Regions from separate parts of the Homo sapiens genome. Here region 1 is linked to region 2. The links are chromatin contacts, found by Hi-C in ENCODE. All regions are on one chromosome and are shown on one strand. Each heading gives the region's core, a stretch centred on a gene start or an enhancer-like site at or near the end of the contact. The rest is flanking DNA. Distances are from core to core; before and after follow the strand shown.

The links. Hi-C counts contacts between places; a loop is a spot of excess contacts on that map. Pooled maps may share reads with other maps.
Region 1: a loop to region 2 is called in a map of naive thymus-derived CD4-positive, alpha-beta T cell, with 21 times the contacts of the local background. The contact joins the promoter of CIAO3 here to the promoter of DECR2 in region 2. A Hi-C loop is called at or near these places in 2 of 168 maps with a recorded cell type or tissue (CD8-positive, alpha-beta T cell and naive thymus-derived CD4-positive, alpha-beta T cell), 1 of 37 single-sample maps with no recorded cell type and 5 of 50 pooled maps.

What each region holds. Positions count from the first base shown.
Region 1 is chr16:739,594-742,246 of GRCh38, forward strand. CIAO3 (cytosolic iron-sulfur assembly component 3) reads right to left here and starts at 1,404. Exons shown (of 11, transcript NM_022493.3): 1 at 1,327-1,404; 2 at 50-145. The coding sequence starts at 1,392. RefSeq lists silencers at 730-1,029, 1,400-1,459, 1,530-1,809 and an enhancer at 951-1,546.
Region 2 is chr16:400,622-403,433 of GRCh38, forward strand. It overlaps DECR2 (2,4-dienoyl-CoA reductase 2), which reads left to right and starts at 1,264. Exons shown (of 9, transcript NM_020664.4): 1 at 1,264-1,422. The coding sequence starts at 1,343. It overlaps NME4 (NME/NM23 nucleoside diphosphate kinase 4), which reads left to right. Exons shown (of 5, transcript NM_005009.3): 5 at 1-133. RefSeq lists enhancers at 87-396, 244-829.

The sequences.
Region 1 (2,653 bases), core at 154-2,653, 340 kb after region 2:
TCGGATCAGCCGGGCAGGAGAGATGGTGGAGCAGCCTCCTGTGCCTTACTTGGTTAATTTGGAAGTAGCTCCCGTCATCTTCAATGCGAATCTTGGCCACGCCACTTCCCGCCCTTTTTTCCACTTTGACAGGCTTGATGCACTCCTAGAGCAGGAAGAGACCCCAAATCAGCCCCTGTGAGTGGGCGGAGGTTCCCTGGGAGGCCAGGCCTCAAGGATGGCTGCCCAGCCGCACAGCCTGAAGGCTCTGCCAGGAGCCATGCACTCAGGGACTGAGGCTGGTCCCACCGTCTTCTTCCTGCCCCACTGCTCTCACCCAGGGATCGGGTTCCCAACATCCTGCGGCACTGAAGTTCCCAGTGTGCAGGAAGGCCAGTGCTAACAGCGCCTGCAAACTACCCACCTGCGGAGACACCACCAACACTGACCTTCACCCTTCACGTGAACAGGGGGCGTGACCACCACAGAGACCAGAGTTGCACTGCCCATCGAGAGGACGTGTGCTTGGATCTGTTTGGAGACCACCTCCTGCTCAGTGCCCGGGAAACAAGTGGATTTCTCTCTCTTCTCCTTGAGAACCCTGGCAGCCCAGAAAGCCGCCTCCCAGCTCATCCCTGCCGGAAGCGCTCCCAGCAGCCCGCCTCTCGCCCTGCTCAGCTCTGGCCCCGCGGGGCTGTTGGACATGGACAGGCAGGTGCACCCAGAAAAGGGCGCCTGCAGCCTCCCGGGTTCAAGGGTAGCTGTCCGGCCCACCAGGGCGACGTTAAGGACAGCTCTACTGAGGAGCCACTGCGGGGCGTCTAGCGGGCCGCCCCTACTGCCCTCAAATGAGGTGGGGTCCCCACCGCACCCGTTTATGCAGATGCAAAGGCTGTGGCTTGGGGGTCCTGAGGCCTGACAAGGCGTCCTGCGCAGGGGAAGGGGAAGAGGCCCCGGCCCGGGCCCCGCCGCCCTCCAGCTGCGACCCAGGGGTCGGGTTAGGGTTAGGGATGTGTGGGAGCCGCCTCTGCTGCCTCCTCTGGGTTGGGCAGGCCGGCGCGAGCCCGCGACCACGGGACCCTCCCACGCAGCCCGCCCGGACACCATGGGGCACAGGAGCGGGTTGGGGGGCGCCGCCCTCCCTGGCCTCAGTTTCCTTGTTGGTAAGAAGCGGGCCTCAGTGTCTGAGGCCCCGCGCCCGGGTCGATAGAGTCCCTGACGGCCCAGACCGGGCTCCCGGGATTCGGATCTCATTCCTCAGGGGAGGAAGTGGGGCGCAGAGCAATTTCCCTCCGCGCGACAGGGCACCGAGCGCAGCCTCGACCCCGCCCGCCCAGGCCGGCCCACCTGAGACGGCCCGATGAAGTCATCCAGGTCCGTCAGCTGCAGCGCCCCGCTGAAGGGCGACGCCATGACGGCCGCACTGCCGCCGCGCGCAGGTGTCGCTAAACGGCGCGAAACGAAGTGGCTGGTTCCGCCACGCTGCCGGAAAGCGCCCCCAGGACGCATGCGCACCTCGTCCCGGGGCCGGCGCCCTCTGCTGACGAGCCCCGGCGCTGCGGCTCCCCGCCCACCTCGCGGGAACCCGGGACCTACCGCTTCGTCCACCTCCCGCGCGCCCCAGGCCCCGGGTTGGGGTGCAGGGGGCGCAGGGGTTGGTCGGGCCAGCGCCGCAGCTCCGGCCCCGGAGTCTCTCCGCCTTCACAAGGAAGCGGAGGGGATCTGGCTCCGTCCATTTCCTCATCCTCTGCGTACCTGCGGACCAGGTGCTCCCGGATGCAACCCAAGAACCCGGAACGCGCCTGGCACACAGGAGGCGCTCAGCTCGTGTTGGGGAATTCAGGCAGGGAAGAAAGCATGGATAGGCACGAGGTCTCCCCTTCCTGGGGAGCCGCTCCCAGGGCCTCCAGCCCCTTTTTCTGTTATCTTGGAGACCAGTCTGGAAAAGTCCATGCCCCTGGGAGACCCTGAAACAGGACCCTGTGGGCCGACTCGCTTTTCGTTTTTTTCTTTTTTTGAGACAGAGTCTCGCTCTGTCGTCCAGGCTGGAGTGCAATGGCGCGATCTCGGCTCACTGCAAGCTCTACCTCCTGGGTTCAAGCGATTCTCCTGCCTCAGCCTCCCGAGTAGCTGGGACTACAGGCGCCCACCACCACGCCCGGCTAATTTTTTGTATTTTTAGTAGAGACGGGGTTTCACCGTGTTAGCCAGGATGGTCTCGAACTCCTGACCTCGTGATCTGCCCGCCTCAGCTTCCCAAAGTGCTGGGATTACAGGCGTGAGCCACCGCGCCCGACCCCGACTCACTTTTTTTTTTTTCTTTTTTGAGACAGAGTCTCACTCTGTTGCCCAGGCTGGAGTGCAGTGGCGCGATCTCGGCTCACTGCAACCTCTGCCGCCTGGGTTCAAGCAATTCTCCTGCCTCAGCTTCCCGAGTAGCTGGGATTACAGTCACCTGCCATTGCATCCGGCTAATGTTTGTAGTTTTAATTAGAGACTGGGTTTCACCATGTTGGCCAGGCTGGTCTTGAACTCCTTACCTAGTGATCCACCCACCTCAGCCTCCCAAAGCGCTGGGATTACGGGCATGAGCCACCGCGCCTGGCCAGTTACATGTATATCTGGCATCATATGGCCAGTTACATGTCTAATGGCCAGTTTTATGGGGACTTTT
Region 2 (2,812 bases), core at 14-2,513:
AGGCATTAAAATTCACTGTGCCCAGCACATGGGTGGTACACTAATTATGACTTCCCCCAGCTCTGAGGTAGAAATGACGCCTTTATGCAAGTTGTAAGGAGTTGAACAGTAAAGAGGAAGTTTTGCACACCCAGTTCCATAACGTTGTTGGATGTATGAGCCAGGCAGGGGTCCAGAGACCACCAGCCTGCAATCCGGAGAACCCAAGCTAGGCGCGAGCCGGTGCTGTGATCCCGCCAAAGGAGAAGCTGCCTTCCCGGGGAAGGGGCAGAGAGGGGCCGGCGGGCTGAGGCCAACCAGCGCAGAAAGGGCCTGGCAGCCATTACTGTAGCGCTGGCGGCTCTGTCACGCCCCTGAAGCCGCTGGCCCGCGGGTGTGTTCAGCTCAGGAGCGGCCCTGCGTGTTTTTCCCCCGTGGCCGTCGCGGACCCCCGTCTTCCAACAGTGGTGCGGGCGGGGCGCCCCGTCCTGGGTTCGCGGCATAGCCCCGCCCGGGCCCCCACGCGGAACAGAAGTAACGGACCCTTTTTTTTTTGTTTTTGTTTTTGAAACGGAGTGTCGCTCTGTCGCCCAGGATAGAGTGCAGTGGCGCGATCTCGGCTCACTGCAACCTCCGCCTCCCGGGTTCAAGCGATTCTCCTGCCTCAGCCTCCCGAGTAGATGGAACTACAGGCACCCGCCACAATGCCCGGCTAATTTTTGTATTTTTAGTAAAGAGGGGGTTTCGCCATGTTGTCCAGGATGGTCTCGAACTCCTGACCTCGTGATCCGCCCGCCTCGGCCTCCCAAAGTGTTGGGATTACAGGCGTGAGCCACCGCGCCCGGCCCCGGACCCTTCTTTATTGGCCTCAAAACGGGTCATTTTGGGAAGCGGCGCGGGGCTGGCCGCGCTTCCCTGGGCCCCGGCCCTCCCCATGGTGTTTACGGGGAGGCGAACGGGGAGCCCAGAGGCTGCGAGCCTGGCCTGGACCCAGGAGCCAGGGGTATCCCACAAGTCCTGGAGGCTCTGAACGCGGCGCTGACGCCGAATACCTGTGAAAAAGACTCGGGGAGGAGACCCGCAGACCGCCGAGCTTCTGCCGCGGGAACCGCGCCCCCGGCCCCGCAATGCGCCTGCGCCTCGCGCGCCGACTTCCAGTCCCAGCAGGCCGCGGGCGGGGGCGGGGCCTCCGGGGAGAATTCGGGGGAGGGGCGGGGCCTCCGGGAAGCAATCAGGGCAGGGGCGGGGCGTCCGGGGAGTGGGGCGGGGCTCCCGGTTCCAGGCGAGTTCGCAGCTGCGCGCCGGGTCCTGGAGGCCGAGGCCGCTCCCGCCCGTTGTCCCCGCAGTCCCCGACGGGAGCGCCATGGCCCAGCCGCCGCCCGACGTGGAGGGGGACGACTGTCTCCCCGCGTACCGCCACCTCTTCTGCCCGGACCTGCTGCGGTGAGCGGGGCCTGGGAAGCGAGCGCAGCCTTGGTGCGGGGTCCGGTCCGCGGGCGCCGGCGCCCCCACGTGGTCCCCGAGGGCTCGCGTGTTAGGAAACCTGTCTTGCCTGGCTCCTTTCTTTCTTTTTTCTTTCTTTTTTTTTTTTTGAGACGGAATCTCGCTGTGTCGCCCAGGCTGGAGTGCAGTGGCACGATCTCCGCTCACTGCAAACTCTGCCTCCCGGGTTCAAGCGATTCTCCTGCCTCAGCCCGGCTAATTTTTATTTTTAGTAGAGAGGGGGTGTCACCGTGTTGGTCAGGCTCTTTTCGAACTCCTGACCTCAGGTGATCCACCCGCCTCGGCTTCCCAAAGTGCTGGGATTTACAGGCGTGAGCCACCGCGCCCGGCCCAACCTGGCCTCTTTCTTAACAGAAAATTTTAGGTTGAAATCATTTTTCCGGAAGACCCAGAAGGCCCAGGAATGCCAGGTTTTGCCCAGCAGCTCTTCATTTTCCTGCAAACGCCTTGGTGTTCACAAGAGAAGGCAGCCCGGGCAAAGGTCGATCCTCCCCGGTCACCTGCCCTCACTCGGCTAATGGGCGGATCCTTTTTTTTTTTTCCTTTTCTTTTTTTCAATTGGCAACATTTTCAAGTTTCTATTAAAATTTTGATCTTTTGCCAGGAGCAGTGGCTCACGCCTGTAATCCCAGCTCTTTGGGAGGCCGAAGCGGGTAGATCACCAGAGGTCAGGAGTTCGAGACCAGCCTGGCCAACATGGTGAAACCCCGTCTCTGCTAAAAATACAAAAAATTAGCCGGGTGTGGTGGCGCACACCTGTAATCCCAACTACTTGGGAGGCTGAGGCAGGAGAATCACTTGAACTCGGGAGGTGGAGGTTGCAGTGAGCCGAGATCGCACCATTGCACTGGGCAACAAGAGTGAAACTCCATCTCAAAAAAAGAAAACAAGTTTTAAATTATGTTCTCCAAGGACAGGTATTGACAATTCTCTCTGAGTGTTCTGCAGGAAAAAAAAAAAGTTTTTTTTCGAAACGGAGTCTCATTCTGGGTTGAAGCAATTCTCCTGCCTCAGCCTCCCAATTCTCCTGCTTCAGCCTCAGTGCGCCCAAGTGGGACTATAGGCACACAATACCACGCTGGGCTAATTGTATTTCTAGTAGAGGTGAGTGTCACCATGTTGGTCAGGCTGGTCTGGAACTCCTGACCTCAGATGATCCACCTGCCTCGGCCTCCCAAAGTGCTGGGATGACAGGAGTGAGACGCTGCACCTGGCCCAAAATTAATCTTTAATAATTAAGAATAGGAAAGGCAACTTGGAGATCAGCAAAAGTTTGCCATCCATCTGGTACAGTTTGTGCCAGTCATACCGATCAGTACACATTTAATGC